Regions from separate parts of the Mus musculus genome. Here region 2 is linked to region 1. A link is a loop called in an ENCODE intact Hi-C map of the cell type or tissue named here. Cell type or tissue: left cerebral cortex. All regions are shown on one strand. Links, peaks and the distances in the headings refer to the core of each region. The heading gives the core; the rest is flanking DNA.

Region 1 (10,722 bases), core at 917-8,916:
AACTGGAGTGTCAAGCTCTGCTTACAGCCTTTGCTGGGAGTGTCCTGTAACCCCCACCACCAGCTCTCCTCCGCACCCCCAAGTACAATGAAGTGGACATAGCGGGGCTGCAAGGTGCCCTCTACCCGGTGCTATCTGTGCCTCCATCAGAGAACTAAACGGATCCAGGTCGTAGTCAGGCATGAGTGGGTAGGTAGACAGGATTCTTTCTCCTAGTCCACAGCCTTAGGGCATGGCTCTGGAGGGGATCAGATCTACCTCAGGCCCTATACTAGAGATGAGTCCTACTGACCTGAGGTGTACGTGACCACACAGGCTTCCTAAGTCAGCAGTATGCCACCTTCACTTGAGGGTGGAGTAGCCAAATCCCCTGCACAGAGAAGAGACTGGGGAAGCCAGCTGTGGCTCTTTAGCCCTAGGCAGAAGACTGAAGCAGGAGGATTTACCTTGAGTTTCAAAGTTAGTTTGGGCTACAGAGTGAGAACATGTCTCAAAAATTGAGGCCTGGTGGCACACACCTTTAATCCCAGTACTGGACAGGCAGAAGCAGGCCAATCTGTGAGTTCAAGGCTATCCTAGTCTACAGAGCAAGTCCCAGGATTGCCCTGGCTACAGTCGTTTAAATTAACTAAAAGGCAGGATGTAAATTCAGTGCTCCCCAGACACCCCCAAAATGACATAAAGGTGCCCAGATCCAATATGAATCTCTTGATCCCATGAATGGTGTTAATAAGGGAGTTTGGGGACACGGTATCCCGTGTGTGTCCTGGTGGTCAAGGATGATTCAGGATCCAGTGTAGAGTGGAACTCCATACCCCACCTCGTGGACCTGCCTGCTGTCATCCCTAGACCCCAGACTTCAGCTCTCAGGCCTCAATTTCTCTAGCAAGGCAGGTCACCCTTCCCAGCTTAGGGGTGGCTTGCAGCCTTTGACATTTGAGTAACAGAACTGTCTCCAGGTGGGGAGGGCGTTGGATTCCTCTGTGATCGACCTCAAGTTCTGGGAACTAGGAAGCCTGCTGGGTTGGAAGGTGTGGGTGGTGCAGTCTGAATCAGAAAGACAGGGTCCCTGGCTCAGCAGGCTCCCATCACTGCAAGGCCAAATTCACTTGGTGTGAGCCAGGACACCCTGGATTCCAGTCTGTGGCAAAGAGAGACATCTTTCTCCACTCTCTCTCTCCCTTCCCCCAAACCAACCCCCAACACACACACACAGCCTTGCTACATGTGTGGCCCCCTCAAATGTTCTGTAGAGAGAAATGTGTATACACAGGTGATATGGAGCTGCCCATACATGTGGGCACCAACACGGGGGTAGCCCCTAGACCACAGGGGCTCAAGCCAGCAGCTCAAAACACAGTGAGAGGAGGCATCATCTATGCCCTCTCTCTGGCTCAGTAGAATCCAAAGATGGCTCCTCCACCCCCATACCTGCCCTGAACATGCCTGGGGCCACCCACACACCTATGGAGGCTGTCCTAATCTCTCTCCCAGTGTGACCATGTTAGGAGACCCACCCCCACCCCCATCAAGCCCTCTTTGGGTGCCTTGCTGCCCACATCAACTGTATCAGTAAGGCAGCCTCTATCTCTTATATAGACAGGAGATGGCGAACCAAAAGCAAGTAAATAGAGGGATAACAAGCAGGGGGCCCTATCCCAGGGATGCCTTGGAGCTGTTGACTACACCGCTGTTAAAGGGGTAGATTGTCAAATCCCAGTGCAAATCCCAGCTAACATGGATAGACCCTTGGACAGGAAGCGGCCAGTACCTAGCAAAAGGTTTGCCCCATCCAATCCGGGGGGATTGGGCATCCCAGAAACACTGGTGTGGCTAAATCTCGTTGTCCATCTTGGACCTTGACCTGACCCATCACAGGTGTGTGGAGTGGGCCAACACAAAACGTAGGCGAAGAGTTGTGGTGAGGATTTCAATCCCACTGGATTGAAGATTCAAGCCCCAACTCCAGGTCCGGGTCGTGGCCTCGCTCCACCATGTTAAAAGTACACAGAATGGAAAGAAAAATGTTCCGGGCAGCCACCCCTCACCACTGCTATGCTACCACCTAACCCTGCGCGAGAGTCTTCGCTGCCCTTCGGAGGGAATCCGCGCTGCTACCCAGAAGGCCGTAACCCGGATCTACCGACCCTCTTCACAGATAAGGAAACTGAGGCTGGGGGAGGGCCGAGAAAGAACTACGGAACCGGATGTTCTGACCACCAAGGGCGAGACCATGAAGCGCAGAAAAACAGGACAAGAATACCAAGCGAAAACGAAGGAGTAGGGGGCTGAGGACTGTGATCGCGCGTGGTGGACCCACCATGCCGGGGTAGATCCCGAACAACCTGCAATCGCGGGAGATTTGGCCACCAGGGCCGCCCTCCGCGCGCCGCCCGACCGCGTGGCCGCCACGCCTCCCCGCGCGCGCCCCACCCACCACGTCCCCGCCCTCCCGGCCGGCGGGCCGCTGAAGCCTGGGCGCGCCCCCCTCCCCGCCCCCCACGCGCCACGCAGTTTCGGGGTTCCAAGTGAGATGGGGGAACGGGGTCCCCGAGACCTCTCTAATGCACTCCCTGCATCCCACCTGTGTAAAATACGAGGGGCTTACCTGTGTGAGTCCGCAGGTGTGACTTGAGGTGCGAAGACTTGTAATAGGCTTTGGCGCAGCCATGGAAGGGACAGCGGTGGCTTTTGGCGGCGCCGGGGGCGCGGCCCGAAGAGGGAGACGAAGCGGCTGAGGAGGAGGAGACCGGAGAGGTGCCCCCCGCGGTGCTGGCTGCGGTGGCGACTACCGGCCCGCCTCTCAGATCGGCCAGGATGCTGGCGGCCAGCAGGTGGGGCGCAGCGGTGGCGCCTCCCGGCCCCGGAGCCGTAGCTGGCGGTGGCGGTGCCCCAGGGGTCCCCGGCGGCGTGGCCTCGCGGCGCGTGGCGCGCACATCCAGACCGGCAGCGGGGCCCGCGCCCTCGGGGCCGGGTCGTCCGCGATGCACCACGGCTCCCGAGGAGATGGCCATGAGCACGTCGGCGGCAAAGTAATCCACACACGCCACGGCCGCCGACATGCCGGGCAAGGACGCGGAGACACGGAATCGGCGGCGGGAGAGAAGCGGAGGCGGTGGGACCTACGCCCGTCCGGCCGGCAGCGGCTGCTAGAGTGCGGGAGGCGGAGGAGGGAAGGGAGGAGGAGGCCCCGGCGCGCCGCCGCCGCCCGCGCTCAGTCCCGCCCCGCCCCGCCTGACGCTCCCTGACGCACCGGAGCCCGCGGGGGCGGCCGCAGCCTGCCCCTCCTGGAGGACGCCCCCTCGGGGCTCAGTAGCCACGCCCTCTCCCCACCGCGGACACGCCCCCTCCTGCCGCGCCCTCGGTCCTCCAGAGAGTCGCGCGCCACCGCTGATGGGCGGAGCTCACACTGCCAGCTGCCGGTCCTCCCGCACTTCAAACCCCCCCTCCCCTCGTGTACCAGCAGAGCACCCGGGGTCCCCAAATCCCTGGATTGTGCCCTCTCCACGTAAGAACAAGCCAAACGGAGGGAAATCGTTCCCCTGGCCTGGTACGCACTACCCTCACCAGTGCCCTTCCCGGATCGTCACCTCCCAAGGCTTTGAGAGTTACGCCCACCCCCGCGACACGCCCACACACCCCACCCCAGCCTCGGATGCTCCGCCTCCTACCCCCAGTGCGCGCCACGCCTCCTCCGGGCGCGCGCTCCATCCTCTTCCCGGCGCGCCCACCACGCTGTGCCCGGTGCGCAGTCGCCGGGAACTCTCCCCTCCCCAACTCGTCCCTCCTCCCACTCCACATTCAGGCACTGGGACGCGCCCCTGTCCGCGGTGTGTGTGTCGGGGGATGGGGTGGGGAGTGCGATCCGCACGTGGCCAGGGTGGGGGTGCGGAAGCGCGCTGCCCCGCCCCCGGGCCACGTGCGCGACCCTCCCCCTCCTTCCTGGCCTTGAAGCAGGGCAATAACCCACCAATCCTGACTCCCCATCTCTGGGTCCCCAATGCCATTCTTGGCTTGGGGACAAAATATCCCGGAGGTCGAACTTGAGAGCGTAGGGTACCCACTACCCTGCCTAGCTGATCGAGTTTGTAGAGTTCGTCTTTGCGCACCGGGACTCGAGAATCACTAGGCCTGTGGATAACCGGTATGGCAAAAGTGAACAGGGCTGCAATAAGAAGGTCTGGCTCGGTCATCTATGCGAAGCTAGGGACACTGGAGTTCTGGTTGTTTCGTCCCTCCCTCACTGGCCCTTTGAGACTGGGACAGGGAAACTGAGGCTGACTAATGGAGCGATTGGAAACTTCCATGGATAATCGACCAAGTTGTGAAATGATGGTCCCCTAAAAGCCCCAGGCCCTAGGCGCCGGTTGCGCGGAAGTAGGAGACCAGGCTCCCGCCCCTTCCTAACTCCCGCCGGGTTGCGGAGGCCATGCAGTGGCCCGCGCAGCCTCCAGGGGGCGAAGCACCCCAACCGACAGCAGTCTGTCGGTCCGAGCTCCATCATGTTTATTCCCCAGCAGAGGCTAACCGGTGGCAGAGGTCCTTGCTCTGGGTGTCATCTCTACCTTCCCCACCTGCACCCCAAGCTGACTTGGTCAGGTTCCAGTGCTCTGCCGTCGAGTTGGCCATGTTTCTCTAGGCCCCACTATACTTTGTGTTGACACCGTGTCCCTCAACGACAGAGGTTGAATACTCTGGGGGACCTCTGCACAAATCTAGCTGGACAGAAATGGACAGGTTACACAAGTCCACGTTGTTCAGAAGTACACACCTACCCATCTTTCCATTGCTTGCCCTCCAACAACCAGAACCCTGCGATCCTGACCCAGCTTCTGTGGCTTTCTGAAGGGATCTTTTGCCCTCCCTCCCGCCACCTGAAGAGAGGAGCCATCAGGATGAATTGATTCATGATGCCCCGCCTAACAGCAGCTAGAGTGGTAAGTAAGGTTGGTTGTACAACCACCAGGTGGTGCCACTTAGCATGCCCCAAGCACATTTGTGTCCTAAGGGCTTAAGCCTGTGAGAGCCGGCTGTGAGCTAATCCTGCCATTGCATGTAGCAGCCCCCCATTACCGTTCATGCATATTAGCCTCATACCCCAAGCCCCAGACACGAGGTGGATCGGTTGTTGATCTGACCCAGGAGAGACCTAAAAACAGTCGCCCTACCTTACAGATGGCACAGTCAAGGCTGAGGACTCTGGGAAAATATCCAGCCTGCTCCCACAAGAACAGGAGTACTGGTAAGTCACTCTTTCTGATGGTATCCCTAGGGCTCAAACACTTGGTCCTTGCTAGTCCCACGGGGGAGCTCTGGTTTGTCCTTTGTTTTTATTTTCATAAAGGATCTACGGGAGTTATGGGGACAGGTCTGACACCCAACATTTGGCTACACAAATTTCAGGTCTTTTTTTTGACACAACTCTGGCTGACCTAGAATTTATTCTGGTCTCAAACTCAGCGTGCCTCTGCCTTCCGCGTGCTGGAATTAAAGATGTGACCACCACACCAGTCCCCCAAAGGTGAACTATTAAGGACCACGTTGAGAACTTTGGGTTCCTATATGAAGGATGGGGCTAAGATGCAGGGGGCCTAAGAGAGCCCCTGGCAGGCACTTGGGTCTCAGAAAAGTCAGAGATCCCAGAGACCTGTCACTTCCTGGAGACTTAAAGTGTGCCTGTTTTGACCTATGCCCTGGGGACATCCACAGACTTGGGTCCGGTGGAACAGAGACTACAGACCCATCCATGTCACTGTTGCTCCCAACTCATGTGGCTGAAGCCAGCCAGGCATAGTGCTTTTTGTTGGGGACAGTGACCCTAAGATTTAGCTTGAACCTGGGCAGCATCCAACACAAGCAGGAAGCTGAACCAGGCTTCATAGGACTATGTTTTGTGGGGATTTTTTTGTTTGTTTGTTTTCTTTTTTTCTTTTTTTTTTTTGGTTTTTCGAGACAGGGTTTCTCTATAGCACTGGTTGTCCTGGAACTCACTTTGTAGACCAGTCTGGCCTCGAACTCAGAAATCCGCCTGCCTCTGCCTCCCGAGTGCTGGGATTAAAGGTGTGTGCCAACACCGCCGGGCTCTTGGTTTTGGTTTTTATTTTTGATTATCTGGGCATGTCATCCACACCTTTATGCCTAGTGCTCCGAGGTGGAGGCAGGAAGATCGGGAGATCAAGATTATTCTTGGCTATAAAGTTGCAGAGCAGGGCAGTGATGGCCATGCCTTTGATCCCAGCACTTGGGAGGCAGAGGCAGGGGGATCTGTATAAGTTTGAGGCCAGCCTGGTCTACAGAGTGAGTTCCAGGACAGCCAAACCTACACAGAAACCTTGTCTTGAAAAAGAAAAAAACAGGGCTGAAGAGATGGCTCAGCGGTTAAGAGCACCGAGACTGCTCTTGCAGAGGTCCTGAGTTCAATTACCAGCAACCACATGGTGGCTCACAACCATCTGTAATGAGATCTGTAATGAGATCTGATGCCCTCTTCTGGGGTCTGAAGACAGCTACAGTGTACTTACATATAATAAATAAATATTAAAAAAAAAAAAAAAAGAAAAGAAAAAGAGAGCAACCTCTGAGCCAGTGAGCAGGTCAGCCACTTTTGCGTGTATGTACAATAATATCCAACATGGGTGCCTCAGAACCAAAGGTGGCCAGCATCCCAACATGTTTGTCCTGGTCCCTATTATATATATATCCAGGATAAGGGAGGTAGCTGTGTCATAGAGACCTGTGTCCAAGGACACGGTGGGCTCTGGGGAAGTCTGAACCTTGGGCAACCATTGGTCCCTGGCCTTTGTTACTCTCAGCTGGGTCCATTGGTCCTCAAAGACAGGAAAGTCCTACCAGCTATCAACGACTATGTCCATGTTTGAGACATCTGTGGCAGGCCTGATCCTGTCCCCTCGAGCCTTTGGGTGCCCTGACATCCCTGGAATCCTAGGTCCCTTGGCTGGAGGTTAAGTTGGGTGTGGGGACATGAGGTGACCCCAGGACCTTGTGGCCCTGAATTGGACTAGGAAACCACTACACGTAGGGCATGAAAGCATGTCGGGGAGAGCAGCCTGGCCACAGCCTTAGCCAACCTTGGGGGTACTACAGATAGCATTTGGTGAAGGGCTGTGTGTGAGGAGCCTAGGGGAAGACACTAAGGAACAACTGTAGGACAGCGAGCCACGGATACCTGTGGGTGCTGCTGACTGAGGTGCTGTGCTGTGCTGTGGAAGCCACAAGCACTGGGTCTCAGAGCAGAAGAGCCACAGGGAGGTCACAGGATCTTATCCTGAATTTAAGATGATGGCTTCATTGCAAGTTTAGTCTGTAAAGGAAAGACCTGCAGTCGTTTCTTCTTGGGGTGTTTTTAACACAGGGCTTCTCTGCTTAGCCCTGGCCCTCTTGGAACTCTCTAGGTCCCTAGACCAGGCTGGCCTGGAACTCACAGGGCTCCTCTTGCCTCTGCCTCCACCTCCTGCGTGTTGGGATTAAAGGTGTGCACCACCATGCTCACCTTTTTACTTTGTTTTTAACTTGCTGTAGCTGATATGCTGGCTCATGGCTGTCATTCCAGCAGTGGTGAGGTTTGAGGCCTGGGCTACATAGTGAGTGTCAGTCAGCCAGGCTCAGAGACAGAGGGAGATGAGATCTGACGCCCTCTTCTGGGGTGTCTGAAGACAACTACAGTGTACTTACATATAATAAATATTTTTTAAAAAAGAAAAGAAAAAATAGAGCAAACTCTTGAGTCAGTCAGTGGGCAGGTCAGCCACGTATGCATGTATGTAATGTCCAACATGGCTGCCTCAGAGCCAAAGGCGACCAGCATCCCCAACATGCTTGTCCTGGTCTCCATTATATATATTATATATCCAGGATAAAGGAGGTAGCTGTGTGCCTCAAAAAGAGAAAAAAGAAAAAGCACAGGTTGTGGATGGGTGGCTGGGCTCCTCCCCATTCACTGTGCCCCAAGTTCTGTCCCCAGCAGCCCCAGGTGTGGCAACAGTAAGTTCAGAATCAGAGCAAATTATAGAGCAAGACCCTGTCTCACAGAGTAAGCAGGGGACTGCAGCTGCAGCTTAGGGAGTGAGCGGGCAAGCAGTGCTCTCCATCCCCAGCACCCAGGAAACCAGACTTTGTGCTAAGCACCAGCTGAGCTTGGTTGGAGGACAGAAGAACACATCTTTTCTTCTAAGTACTCAAACACAGCCTTGCTATTTTATCGAGAGCCGTTGTGACCCAGCACCACCATCCCCCCGACACACACACACTCTGTGCACACACTGTTTTAACATTTTTGATATAGGGTCCTCTGTACCTGAGTGCGTCCTCAGTACTGATAGCCCTCTCCCCCATTGTAGGATGACTGGCTCAGAATGAGGCGTGCCCCTCCTTACCCAGTACATTCTGGGCCTATGTGTACCAAGGTCGTAGTGGAAACAGCCCTGGACAGTAGTTCTGCAGTTCTGCATTCCCGGGGGATATGTGGGAGCAGTGGGCATCCACCAGGATGAGAAAAGGGGGTGTTGGGGTAGGGAAACCTGCAGCAGGTGGCAGAAGAGCCAAGCTAGGCTGTGGGACTACAGACAGGGTTCTAGTGGGGCACCCGAGCAACCTGTGCAAAGGTCCTGAGGCTAGAGAGTAAGCAGACTCTAGGTTAACAATGTCCCCGTGCGGTGAAACATGGACTTGAGAGCCAGCTTAGGCACTAACTAGTGCTGGAGTCAAAACCACCAATTTCAGGGGGCTGGAGAGATGGGTCAATGGTTGAAAGGACTGGCTGCTCTTCCAGAGAATCTAGGCTCAATTCCCAGCACCCACGTAGCACAGACATATATGCACTCAAATCAACAATGTACATAAAAATGCTGGTCGTGATGGCGCATGCCTTTAATCCCAGCACTCGGGAGGCAGAGGCAGGTGGATTTCGGCCGGCCTGGTCTACAGAGTGAGTTCCAGGACAGCCAGGGCTTTACAGAGAAACCCTGTCTTGAAAAAACCAAAAAAAAAAAAAAAAAAAAAAAAAAAAATACATAAAATAAATTAAAAAAAAAAAAAAAAGCAGTGTCACTTCTGTTCTTCAAGGGCTTTAGCCACACCCCCAAGTATTCTAACTCGCCCAAATGTACCACCCACTCTTAAAGTGATGCATCCCGAGTCAGCTCAGGGTGCTCATCTCCCACACAGGCCCTTCCTCACCCTAGGGACCCTGTGGCTAGAGGAAACAACACATGGCTCAACTCCACAGAGCACACGAGCCTAGATAGAGCCAGCAGGTCTGGGGGGACCCCTTCAGCTCCCAGGTGACACAGTGCAAGGCCTGGTCCTGGCTTTGGACCAGGAATCTTCGCATCCAGAGTGGGAGCCTTGTGCGCTGTAGGGACTGCCCTGCAGTCCTGGGGGCAGGCCCTGGGTGGGACAACCCGAGGTTTTCCTTCACATTCCCCATAGCCAGCTGGTCTCAGCGATCTCCCAGCCCTAGGAAGGCGCACTAGAGCCACAAAGGAGCCAAGCAACCCTAAAATCTTAATCCTTTAATTAGTTTCCCTCTTTCCTTCTCTTTGCTTCCATGAGGAGAGAAGAGGGACCTCTGACGCCTGAACATGGCTCATGGCCCCTGGGGTGCCAGGCAGGGTCCTGGGCTCCGGGTCACATGCAGTCCCGGCAGGAGGCCCATGTACTGCTGAGGTCCCTGCAGCTTGGCTAGGCGCGTTGGCTGGGCAGCTCCTGGGAAATGAAGCGGCGTAGGCGCTCCAGGTATTGACTGTACAGCTCAATGTCATTGTGCCCAGCGCCCTCCACCCACAGCGGCTCCACAGCCTTTGGGCAGCGCTCATACAGTGCCAGCCCGTGAGAGAAGTCGATCACCTCGTCCTCTGTGCCGTGGATGATGAGCACCGGTGACGTGATCTTCGACACCTTCTCGATGCTGAGGGAAAAGATGCACAGGCTGGAGCCCCACCCTTTCTCATGCCCCGCCCTTTCCCAGGCTCCGCCCCCATGCTCACTTAGGGAAAGCATCGAAGCAGTAGGTCTTCTTGGTGTCAGGGAAGGCCACCCGCATGCCCGAGGTGAGAGGCGAGTGCAGAACCACTGCAGCACACTCGTAGCGTGACGCCAGATCCACTGTGGGCACAGTGCCAATGCTCTGGCCATACAGGATGATACTGTCTGGGCTGATGCCATACCTGAGCGACAACAGGAGCAGGGTCAGCAGGCCTGGAGATGAGCAACTCCCAAAGCCCTGCCAAGCAGTAGCTCCATGGCTTTTTCCTCAGTCCCTCCCACAGGGTGGGGGTCAGGGTGACAGTGCCTGACTGTGGAAGACTTTGGACCTAAGATTCCAGACCAAAAGTTCCTGTTCCCTTCTGACCCACGAGCAGAGGGCTGTCTCTTCCCAGTGCTGCCTCCCCACCAGTGTGGGTCTCTGGGAATTTAGGAAACTGTGTCCCCGGATGTTCGGCCCAGTTTAAGGTCCCCAGAGTCCTTCCTGCCCAATTAGAAGCTTGCAATGTGGCAGTGCAGCCAGCTCATTCCTAACGCCTCTCCTGCCGTTCCCAGACCAGCAGATCCGTGCGGCGACTTACCCTGGCTGAGCTGCCTAGTGCTGCCCCTGCCATAGTCCCCACCGCTGTCTGAAACAAGCCTCCACAAGAGCCTCCCCTGATGCCAGGCAGGAAGTGGACCACCTAGGGGCAACCCACACTGCACCTGTGCTGATCAGCT
Region 2 (10,722 bases), core at 908-8,907, 80 kb after region 1:
TGGCCCTTCCCCACAGCTACCTTCTGACTCGTCTGTGTTGAACCCTGAGAGACTGTTACAAGCACAATACAGAGGCAACACATTCGAGCAGTCCCAGATGGGGTTATCTAAATGAGTCCAGTTCACAGGTAGGGAAACTAAGGCCCAGAGAGCTCAGAAGAAGGAAGGACCTGAAGGGTCTTTCTGGTGCCTTCCAACAAGTCAGGCAGCCGACCCCTTAGCAACCCTCCACAGCACCACTAAGAAACCTCAGCCACTTGGAAGCCAAGTCCTCCACTGCCCACCGTACCACCTGTGAAGCCCCCCCCCCCCAACTCTCCACAAGCTGTAAAGGGGCTACAACATCCCCATTCTTCTTGCTCCGGCCCCCACCTGAGTGAGAGACCTCTGAGTCAACACTTCCCCTCACCTCTGCCCCTCCAGCAAGAGACCACTTCTCTCTTTCCCAGAGGGCTACACACACACACCCACGTCCACATTCCCCATTCCTGCCATCAAGCTGGACAAGCTACCCCACATGGTCATAAAGGTCATGTGCCAAGAACCGCACTGGCAGGCGGTACACGCTACCACAGCTTGCACAGAACTCGCAAAAGGCCTCAATCCTTTCTGAGGCTGTGCCAGACCCTTGCCCACTCCCAAAGAGCTCAACTCATCGTGGCCATGGTGAGGTCTGGGGGTGATGGCTCAGACAGGCTGGAAGCCCAGTGCTGGAGGAACAAGAGGCAAGGGTCTCTGATGGGGCCAGTAGGTTAGATGGTGTGAGGTGTGAACATGGGGTAAGAAGGGGATCTAAGGGGTCATGGGTGGGGACGGAGGGGGCCCTAGAACTGGATAAGCTGGAGGAATGTTGGGGTGACTAATGGATTCAGAGAGCAGAGAGGATCCAGGATAGAACGGAGCAGAACCTAAGGATAAAATGAAATGGCCCTAGAACCAGGTTCAAGGCAGGCAGGACCCAACAGAACCTCCAGGTTCCCATGTTTAGGAAGTACACTGTGGGGGAAGGGGGTTGTGGGAACCAGGTTCAGGTGAAGGGGTCAGGAATCCTAAGGTAAGAGCCTGAGGCTCCAGATTCAGGGTCCAGGGGTGGTGAAAGGTCTGGGTGGGGTGTAGAGTCTGAGGTACATGATCCTGGGTGGAATGCAGATTCTTGGGGTGCAGGGTTCTAGGATGCAAGGTCTGGGGTGCAATATCTAGGAATAAAGAATCTGGGTGCAGTCCAGGCTCTTGGGATTAGGGTTGGGATGAAGGGTTCAAGCAGACTGCAAGGTCTGACTGCAGGATTTGGGATGCAGGATCCTGGGATGCAGGGCCTGGATAGGGGTGCAGGTCTGAGGTGCAGTCTTGGGTGGAGTTCAAGGTCTTGAGTGCAGGGTTCTAAGGTGCTGGTTCATGGGGTGCGGGGTCCAGGTGAAGTGCAGGATCCGGGTGGGGGAACAGAATGGGGGGGTGCAGGCTCTGAGTGGACTACGGGGTTTAGAGTGTGCGGGGTCCAGGTGGAGTGCATGGTCTGTGATGAACGGTCCCGGGTAGGGCGCAGGGTTTCAGGGTGCTGGTTCCTGGGGTGCAGGGTCTGGGTGGGGTTCAGGGTCTGGGGATGCAGGGTCTGGGGTTGCAGGGTCCGGGCGCGTCCCGGCGGCCCACCTGTGCGCGGGGACGCGCTGCGAGCTGAGCCCCTTGCCCACCAGGAAGTGCACGTCGCACAGCACCTCGTTGTTGAAGAGGAAGGCGAAGCGCTCCTGCACCGTGGGCTTGGTGGCCTGCCAGTTGTACACGGGCTCGCGCAGCAGCGCGCCTGGGCCCGCGTCGTCGCGCTCGTCGCCCACGGCCTGCGCGTCAGTCCCGGGCCCAGGCGGCGGGGACGGGGGCGGCGGAGGCACCGGGGCGCAGGCAGCGGCGTTGCTGGGGGCGGCGGCCGCGTTAGCACTGGGACCCAGGCTGCCCGCGCCGGCCCCGACCCCCGGCGGGCAAGACGCGCGCCCGCTGCCGCCCGCCGCCATCTTGTCGCTGCGGCGCGGGGGCGGAGCCACGGAGGGCGTGGTCATGGGGCGGGGCGTTTGAGAGGAGGAAGGGAGGGGCGGGGCTAAAGAGAGCCGAGACCTGAGAGGGGCGAGGGGAGGAGACAAAAAGGGAGGAGCCAACGGGAGGACGGGAAGGGGGAAGAAAGGGCAAGGCTAGGGAGGAGGATGGATTGGAAAGGGAAACGGGGAGGGAGAGAGGGAGGGAGGGAGGAGAGGAAGATGGAGAAGCGATTGTGAGCGTAGAGAGGAGGGGAGGGAGGATGGGCGTGGCAGGGCTAGGCCCAGGATTGGTGAGACAAGGAAGAGGAGGGCCCCGAAATGCCAGAGGAGGAAGGAGAAGGGGAAACAGAGGAAAAAGGGACCGAGAGAAATGAGAGGGAGAAATGGATACTGGGACAGAGAGGAGGGCAACAGGAGGGGTTGAATGGGAGGAAAGAGAAGGATGTGGTAACGGGGGAGGAGCAGAGACAGGAGGTAGGGGAGGTAGTCCGGGCCATGGAGGCGCAGGCCATCCCTGGATTCGAGCAAGGGCAGGAGGAGAAGGATGAGGAGAGGCAGGGAAGGCATGGAGAGGTAAAGGACAGACAGAGGAAAGAAGCAGGAAAGACAGCATGGGGAGGGGAGGGGAGGGGAGGGGAGGAGGAGGAGGAGATCACACAGTGGAGGAAAGAGGCCCAGACTTGAGGTGAAGGGGCGTGGTGCATCTGAGCACCCCGGGGCTAGAGGGCGGGGCCACAGGGTCTAGATGGAAGCCGACAGAGGAATAGGGATGGAGGGAAAAAGGAAGAAGGACAGGCCTTTGAAGATGGTGAATGCGGGAAGGTTAGGAGAAACGGAGAGGAACAGAAGGAAGTGAGGATGTTGAGGTCTCAGGCCCTTGATCCCACCCACACAATGCTCCTGAGCCCCTGAACCTAGCCAATCCCGGCTCTGCCTTAGGCTGTAGGACATTAAGAACCCAAACTAGCTGGGCAGTGATGGCGCGCTCCTTTAATCCCAGCACTTTGGAGGCAGAGGCAGGCGAATTTCTGAGCTCTAGGCCAGTCTGGTCTACAGAGTGAGTTCCAGGACAGCCTACACAGAGAAACTCTGTCTCAAAAAAAAAAAAATAATAATAATAATAATAATAATAACCATAATAAAAAGAGCCCAAACTAGACTGTGAACCCAGAAAGGGAAAGAAGTGGAGTGAGGGGTAAGGTACAAAGAGGAGGAGAGGACAGGCCAGGCCTGAGGAAGGAGAGACTGGAGGAGGGGCAGGAATTACTATGTATCTGGGCATGGTGGGCAACACCTGCCATCCTAGCACTGGGAGCCTGAGGCAGGAGGATCACAAATTCAAAGGTGGACAAAGCTACTCAGGGAGGCAGAAGGGGAAGAGAGGAAGGAGGGCAAGCTTTGTTTCCACAGGTTAATTAACAGGGACTGACTGGCTTAGTCCTGAGTCTCACGAATCTCATCTGGAAACAGGCTCAGCAGAGGGACCAATAAAAGTGAAGAAAGAATCCTAGCACGAGGATAAACCATCCAAACAGATTTCAACAGCCTGGATCAGGCCTTGCCTGCAAGCCGCAATAGCTCAGGGCCTTTTGTCCTGACAGCTAATAAATGTCTTTACTGTTCTGGGCAAGTCTGCTCTGTTTTTCTGTTATTTGTAGCCAAAGGCTGGGAGTTGAGGCAGCTCTCCTAGGCCGCCATCTTTAAACACCTGCCATTAGGGACTTTGCTCTTGAAGTGCTTATGACAAGCCTGATTTGATCACTGGGACAGTCAGGGGGTTCACAGCCAGTTAGCAGTGGACAGGAAAGGATTGTAAACGGAATGTCCTAGTACACACATGGTGGCAGCATTAGATGCATGCTTGTAAATTCTGCCCAGAGTGTGGTGATACATGCCTTTAGTTCCAGCACTTGCAGGCAGAGACGTAGGCAGACCTCTGTGAGTATGACGTCAGCCTGGTCTACATAGCAAGCTCCAGGACAGCGAGGGTTACACGCACGCGCATGAACACACACACACACACACACACACACACACACACACACACACTCACACACACAGAGGTCCTGCGATCCCGGGGGACATCTTTGGAAACCTAGAATCCCCACTTCATGAGGCGGGCAAGATGCTCCATATGTGAACACAGATTGAAACTGAACAATTGGACAGACAGACCTGACATTAGGACAAGTAACCTTCTTAAGACAGTATTCAAAGAGAAAAACACAAACGTAATAGGCCACAGAAAGCACAGGATGCATGGGCAGGAAAATGTCTAGGCCGTTAGCCCACTTCAAACAGCAGCCTGATTCTGTGACCCCGGAACATTCCTTTTATGCTCGTTCCTCCTCCCTTTAAAGAACCTTTGTGTTTCTTCCTTATTTTTAGGGTGCAGACTTTGATCATCTGTGGAAGAGATGGGTGTGGAACTCAAGGCAGAGCTAAATTCTAGCCAGAGCTCCACCCCTGACCATGCCCCACATCCGCTCCTCATTGGGGGATTCTAGGCAGGGCTCCACCCCTGAGGTGCATCACTAATAGGAATCATTATACCTCTGCTCTTTTCACAGAAGGTGTCTCTCTGTAGGCTCAGAGCAAACCTCTCACTTTCCCATGTGGCAGAATTTCAGGCTTCATTGCCCACCACTTTTTTTGGTTTGTTTCGTCGTTGTTTTTTTGAGACAAGGGTTTACAGCCCCCTGGCTGTCCTTGAACAACCTCTGTAGCCCAGGCTGGCCTGGAATTCAAAGATCCTCTTGCCTCTGCCTCCCTAGCGCTGTGATTACAGGCAGCACGCCTTTAATTAAAGACCACCACCTCCTCCAGGCCATTGCCAACGTCTTTAAAGGGTGTTTGTGAATTCCAGAGTCTTCTCTTCTATCCTGTAATCAGCCCAACTCATGGCCGCTAGAGGGAGCACTACACCAACGTGCTCTCTGCTTTCCCGGGTTTTAGTTTTGCTTTTTTATAAATAAACTTTATTATATATTTTAAATACTTACAAATAAATTAAAACCTTACATACCAAAATTAAGCAGACGGAACGAAGTCTGTACAACTCTACAAGTAGGACAGTATAGAGTCAGAGCAGGCATTCGGATCGGAAGCTGCAGAGCTTCTTTGTGTTAGAATTACACGATCAGTGTGGAATTCGTTTTAATGCATTCATTTAACACAGAAAACAAAACATCCATGATAGAATAGAATTAGAAAAACAATTAGTCTTTTGGTTTTGGTTTTGGTTTTCGAGACAGGGTTTCTCTGTGCAGTCCTGGCTGTCCTGGAACTCGCTCTGTAGACCAGGCTGACCTCAAACTCAGAAATCCGCCTGCTTCTGCCTCCCAAGTGCTGGGATTACAGGTATGTGCCACCGCTACCTGGCCGAAAAACAATTAGTCTTATATCATTTTTTTTCTTCTCACTCAGGCCCTGCTCTCACAGACCTTGCTCACTCTGGCCCAAAGATTTATTTATTTATTATATGTAAGTACACTGTAGCTGTCTTCAGACACACCAGAAGAGGGCATCAGATCTCATTACAGATGGTTGTGAGCCACCATGTGGTTGCTGGGATTTGAACTCAGGACCTCTGGAAGAGCAGTCGGTGTTCTTAACCACTGAGCCATCTCTCCAGCCCCCCAAAATCTCAGGTAGCCCCAATAATCCAAGGATTCACTATGCAGCCAACATGACCTCCACACCCACATCCTCCTAGTCCTACCTCCCACAGGTGGACTGACAGGCACTGTCACTGTACCAGATTCTTGTTTCATTTCTTTTTAAAAATTCATGCCTGACGGCACTTGGGAGGCAGAGACAGGAGGATTTCTGAATTTGAGGCCAGCCTGGTCTACAAAGTGAGTTCCAGGACAGCCAGGACTATACAGAGAAACCCTGTCTCAAAAAAACAAAATAAATAAATAAATAAATCGTGTGATCCCAGGTGCTCTTGCAGAGAACCTGGGTTCAACTCCAAGCACCCATGGGTGGCTCTCCTGTTCCTCCAGCTCCAGGGGACCCCACTCTTCTCTGGCCTCCTCAGACACCAAGCCAAACAACCAAAGCACATAAAATTAAGGAGTGAAAAAATCAGTAATTCTTTCTAAGGATTTTACTTATTTACATCGTAGCTGTCTTCAGACACACCACAGAGGGACTCAGATCCCATTACAGATGGTTGAGAGCCACCATGTGGTTGCTGGGAATTGAACTCAGGTGCTCTGGAAGAGCAGCCACTGCTGAGCCATCTCTCTAGCTCAAAATCAATATTTTTAAAATATTTAGTTAGTTAGTTATTTCGTTTTTTTGAGACAGGGTTTCTCTGTGTAGCCCTGGCTGTCCTGGAATTCACTCTGTAGACCAGACTGACCTTGAACTCAGAAATCTGCCTGCCTCTGCCTCCCAAGTGCTGGGATTGAAGGCGTGTGCCTCCATTGCCCAGCTCAAAATCGATAATGTTAAAAAAGTCAATAAAGTGAAAAAGAGTATAGAAAGACACGAAGGGAGATGTGAGTCCATGGCTCAGAGGTGAGGTCTTCATCTGCCATCGGCATATTCTAACACTGCAAACAAAAGCTTACAAACTCATGTGTTGTCTGTTGTCACCTTAAACCCCAGGAGCCTAGCAACTAAAATTAAGATTTTGGAAAAGAAAATACTTTTTCTCCAGCCAAGGCATAGTGATGTCTGCCTGTTACCAGGAAGGCCAGGGTGAGACTTGAGGGATGCAAGCTGAGAGACCCTGCTGGAGCTGCCGGCCCCCATTTCCTTAGCTGCCTCATTCTGTTTTAGATTCCTCCCTTCCCCCAACTGCTACAGCGCCCCCTTGTGCCATGTGAACGCTATGCTGGTTGTTCTTGAGGTGATCTGTGCCCCTCAGGTGTTAAATATTATTGCTGGTCTCCAGCTTCTGCATGCCAGGGAATTGCCCAGTTGGATCACCCACACATGCCTCTCAGACATTAGAATATTCCAGAACATTCCAGAAGCACGGCCGAGACTCTAGGAAATCTCCTCAGTGAGACATGCATTGGTGCTTGAACTGAAAAGAAGACTCATGTCTCTTCCTGACCCTCCAGTAGCCTCTGTCTTGCCAGAAGAGAGGGGTCTGGGCCAGTGCCTAGAAATGTTTGGTTGCGACATGGCATGGGATTCTTTCTTTCTCCTTCTTTTCTTTTCTTTTTAAGGTAGTCTTCATGATTCTTCATGGTTTTTTTTTTTTCTGATTTATTTATTTATTATTATATGTAAGTACACTGTAGCTGTCTTCAGACACACCAGAAGAGGGCATCAGATCTCATTACAGATGGTTGTGAGCCACCATGTGGTTGCTGGGAATTGAACTCAGGACCTCTGGAAGAGCAGTCAGTGCTCTTAACCACTGAGCCATCACGCCAGCCTGGGACTTTATTTTTCTTTTTAGAAAATATCTGTCTGGGGCTGGTGAGATGGCTCAGTGGGTTAGAGCACCCGACTGCTCTTCCGAAGGTCCAGAGTTCAAATCCCAGCAACCACATGGTGGCTCACAACCATCCGTAACAAGATCTGACTCCCTCTTCTGGAGTGTCTGAAGACAGCTACAGTGTACTTACATATAATAAATAAATAAATCTTAAAAAAAAAAAAAAAAAAAAAAAAAAAAAGAAAATATCTGTCTGTCTGTCTGCCTGTCTGCCTATCTGTTTATTTATATAAAGACTGGGTTTCTCAGTATAGCCCTGCCTGCCCTGGAACTCATTCTGTAAACCAGACTAGCTTTGAACTCAGAGGCCCCCTCTGCCTCTTAAATATGGGATTAAAGCAGCACTTCCTGACCACACACAAATGTGACAATGACATAAAAGGACAACTTGTGGAGCCACACATGCTGGGTGCTGAGCCACACCCCTAGAATTGAACTCCGAATGTGAGCCTCAGGGTCAGCTCCAATGCCCACTGTGCCATCTTGCTAGGCACTCTCCACTGACTCCTTTAAGAAGCACACTTATGTCTTATTTATTCGTATGTACACGAGGAGGCCAGGAGGAGGCTGTGGATGCCCTGGAGCTGGGTGACATGTCCCTGTGGCAAGCTGTCCAGTGTGGCCTCACAGAGATATCCTTTCCTCTAGCTCTCTTATGTACTGGGATTAAAGGTGTGCACCACCACTGCCCAGTGGCTTTTGCTTGTTTGTTTAAAATTTTTAAAAAGATTATGTGTGCTGGGCGTGGTGGCGCATGCCTTTAATCCCAGCACTCGGGAGGCAGAGGCAGCCAGATTTCTGAGTTCGAGGCCAGCCTGGTCTACAGAGTGAGTTCCAGGACAGCCAGGGCTACACAGAGAAACCCTGTCTTGAAAAAACAAAAAACAACAACAACAAAAAAAATTGTGTGTGTGTGTGCTGTAGCTGTCTTCAGACACACCAGAAGCAGGCATTAGATCCCATTACAGATGGTTGCGAGCCACCATGTGGTTGCTGGGAATTAAACCCAGGACCTCTGGAAGAGCAGCCACTGCTCTTAACTGCTGAGCCACCCCTCCAATCCTATTTAAAAATTTTAAAATGTTTTGCCTTCATTTTTGTCTGTGTGCAGTGCCCAACTTGGCTGACGAGGGCATCTGATCCCCCGAGCCTGGATTTACACACGGTTGTGTGCCACCATGAGGGTGTTGAGAATAAAACCTTGGTCCTCTGTAAGAGTAGCCAGTACTCTAACCGTTGAACTATCTCCCCAGCTCCGGATATTTGCTTACTAGGGGGTACCTCAGAGATGGAGTCAGGAGTGACCACCACTGGTCTCCAGCATCTACTTTCCCCTGGTTCCTTTGTTTAAGCCCCTGCAGCCCCACCTGCAGCCCTGGGGGCCTTCTCTCCCATCTATCTTTCTCTCTTACAGCCTGATGCCTCTGAACCCCTCCCTCCTGTGATCTTCATTACCACCAGAACCCCAGACTCCTGTCCCTTCTGCCCCCAGTTTCCTTTTGGTGACTGAAGACTAATTATACTCTGCTCATTAGCTCTGCTGTTAACTCCCATGACCCCCCATTGCCTGAAGCCTGCAGGCAGACTGGGTCTACAAGCTTGTGATTTACAGGCTGTGACTTGCACTGTCGACAGACCATCCTGCCTTTCAGTTCTTCTTGCAAGACTCCACCCTCCACTTTCTTCCTGGGGCCCTCAGCCTTTCTGAGCCCCAGAACACTTCCCTAACTACCTACTTACTCTTTCCACTCTGATCTCCATCCACAGCCTCTGTCACTGAAGCAGTTTTAGTCATCACAGGAGAATCTTCCTCTGGTGGCCTCCATGAACACCATGTTGCCAGTCATGACCATTTGTCACCTCTCCTAAAATATCAGTTTGTCTCATTGATTGCACTATGAGTGTCTTTGGTCTGTCATGTGACATTTATCTATTTACTGACCAGTGCAGGCGTTTGAACATGTTTGTGTATTTCAGGCAGGTGCCGGGGACATCAGAGAACAACCTTGGTTGTTCTTGCTTATCTTCCCCCTTGCTCCAGGCAGGACCTCTTTGTCATTTGATACTGTGTCAGGTTGGCTGATCTGCAAGCTGCCTTAGAAACATTGGCATGCTGCACGTGTGGCAAGCACGCCTGAGTCTACAGGGGTGTTGGGGGTCCCCACTCAGAGTCCTCAGTCTCACAAATAATTTCTCAATGTACCCTTTTTTTTTTGTTGTTGTTGTTAAATTGTTTTTGTTTTGTTTTGTTTTGGAGACAGGGTCACTCTGTGTAGTCCTGGCTGTCCTGGAACTCACTCTGTAGACCAGAACTCAGAAATCCGCCTGCCTCTGCCTCCCAAGTGCTGGGCATGAGCCACCATGTGTGTTAATTTGTTTTCTGAGACAGTGTCTAACTGTAGACCAGCCTGGCCTGTTTCCCTTTCCACCACCCAGCAGAAAACATTTATGATTTTCATTTACTTAATGCTGAAAGTGAATGTGGGTGTGGAGGTCACCGGATGATTTCTGGAGGCCAGGAAATCAAACTGAGGTGGTCATTTTCGTAGCCAATTAGAGGCCCACTTCTGTTTTTTTTTTTTTTTTTTTTTTTTAAGTGCTTCAGCCTTGCTGAGCAGAGCTCTATCCACTGAGCGGGCTTGTGCCAAGACCCTGCCCCTCCCAATCTCGCTGTGCTCAGGGGCCACATGCCAAGCTCTAACCCTCCCAGGTGGCACCACGCCCCAGCAGGCCCGGGCAGCTCGGGCGGTGACCGCTCTCTGCCCTCTGCCGCCTGCCAGGAACAGCTCGTCCTAGGAGAGGTTGCACTAGAATTTATTTTTGTGGTTTTCTTGAAGCCGGTGGAGCCCGCCCTCTTCTATGTCTGACTAGGGAGAGACAGGGAAATCCTGGTGTTGGAGAATCCGGGAGTGGTGCTCAGGGCCACAGGCCTCTGGCGGAGCAGTAGAGTTGCCACCTGGGTCTAGTGACAAGTAGGTCCAGAGCTGCATGCTGGGGCAAGGCTGGTCATCTTGGACCTTGTTCACCCCAGCACTTTGGAAGTAGAAGGGAAATAGAAATTTAAGGTTCTCATCATTTACACAAGTTTTAGGCCAGGCTGAGCTTCGGAAGAGTCGGAATCCAGCCACACCCTAAGTGTCACGCCCCCAGACCCACTCCCCCAACCCCCCCCCTCCGAACGAAGCCACGCCCCTCTGGGTCCCCGCCTTGCCCCATGCTTGTTTTTCTTTTAGGCTT

The links. Peaks named below come from ENCODE experiments on the same cell type or tissue, not always from the same donor. Only the 100,000 strongest peaks of a DNase experiment are listed, where the experiment ranks them.
Region 2: a loop joins it to region 1, with 2.2 times the contacts of the local background. A loop is called at or near these places in 4 of 42 quality-filtered maps.

Annotation. Positions count from the first base shown.
Region 1 is chr10:80,574,139-80,584,860 of GRCm38, forward strand. It overlaps Klf16 (Kruppel-like factor 16), which reads right to left and starts at 3,158. Exons shown (of 2, transcript NM_078477.2): 1 at 2,609-3,158. The coding sequence starts at 3,062. It overlaps Gm26710 (predicted gene, 26710), which reads left to right and starts at 3,986. Exons shown (of 3, transcript NR_155863.1): 1 at 3,986-4,144; 2 at 4,809-4,937; 3 at 5,176-5,358. It overlaps Abhd17a (abhydrolase domain containing 17A), which reads right to left. Exons shown (of 5, transcript NM_145421.2): 4 at 10,005-10,184; 5 at 9,511-9,925. The coding sequence ends at 9,700. In left cerebral cortex, for the core only: CTCF peaks have their summits at 2,310, 4,446 (motif pointing right), 4,964 (motif pointing right) and 7,655 (motif pointing left); DNase peaks (open chromatin) are centred at 1,079, 2,414, 2,803, 3,341 and 4 more places; H3K4me3 peaks cover 3,550 bases; H3K27ac peaks cover 4,303 bases.
Region 2 is chr10:80,654,483-80,665,204 of GRCm38, forward strand. It overlaps Btbd2 (BTB (POZ) domain containing 2), which reads right to left and starts at 2,012. Exons shown (of 9, transcript NM_145361.3): 1 at 1,648-2,012. The coding sequence starts at 2,003. In left cerebral cortex, for the core only: CTCF peaks have their summits at 4,939 (motif pointing right) and 6,857 (motif pointing left); DNase peaks (open chromatin) are centred at 1,780, 2,173, 4,562, 4,933 and 1 more place; H3K4me3 peaks cover 2,028 bases; H3K27ac peaks cover 1,835 bases.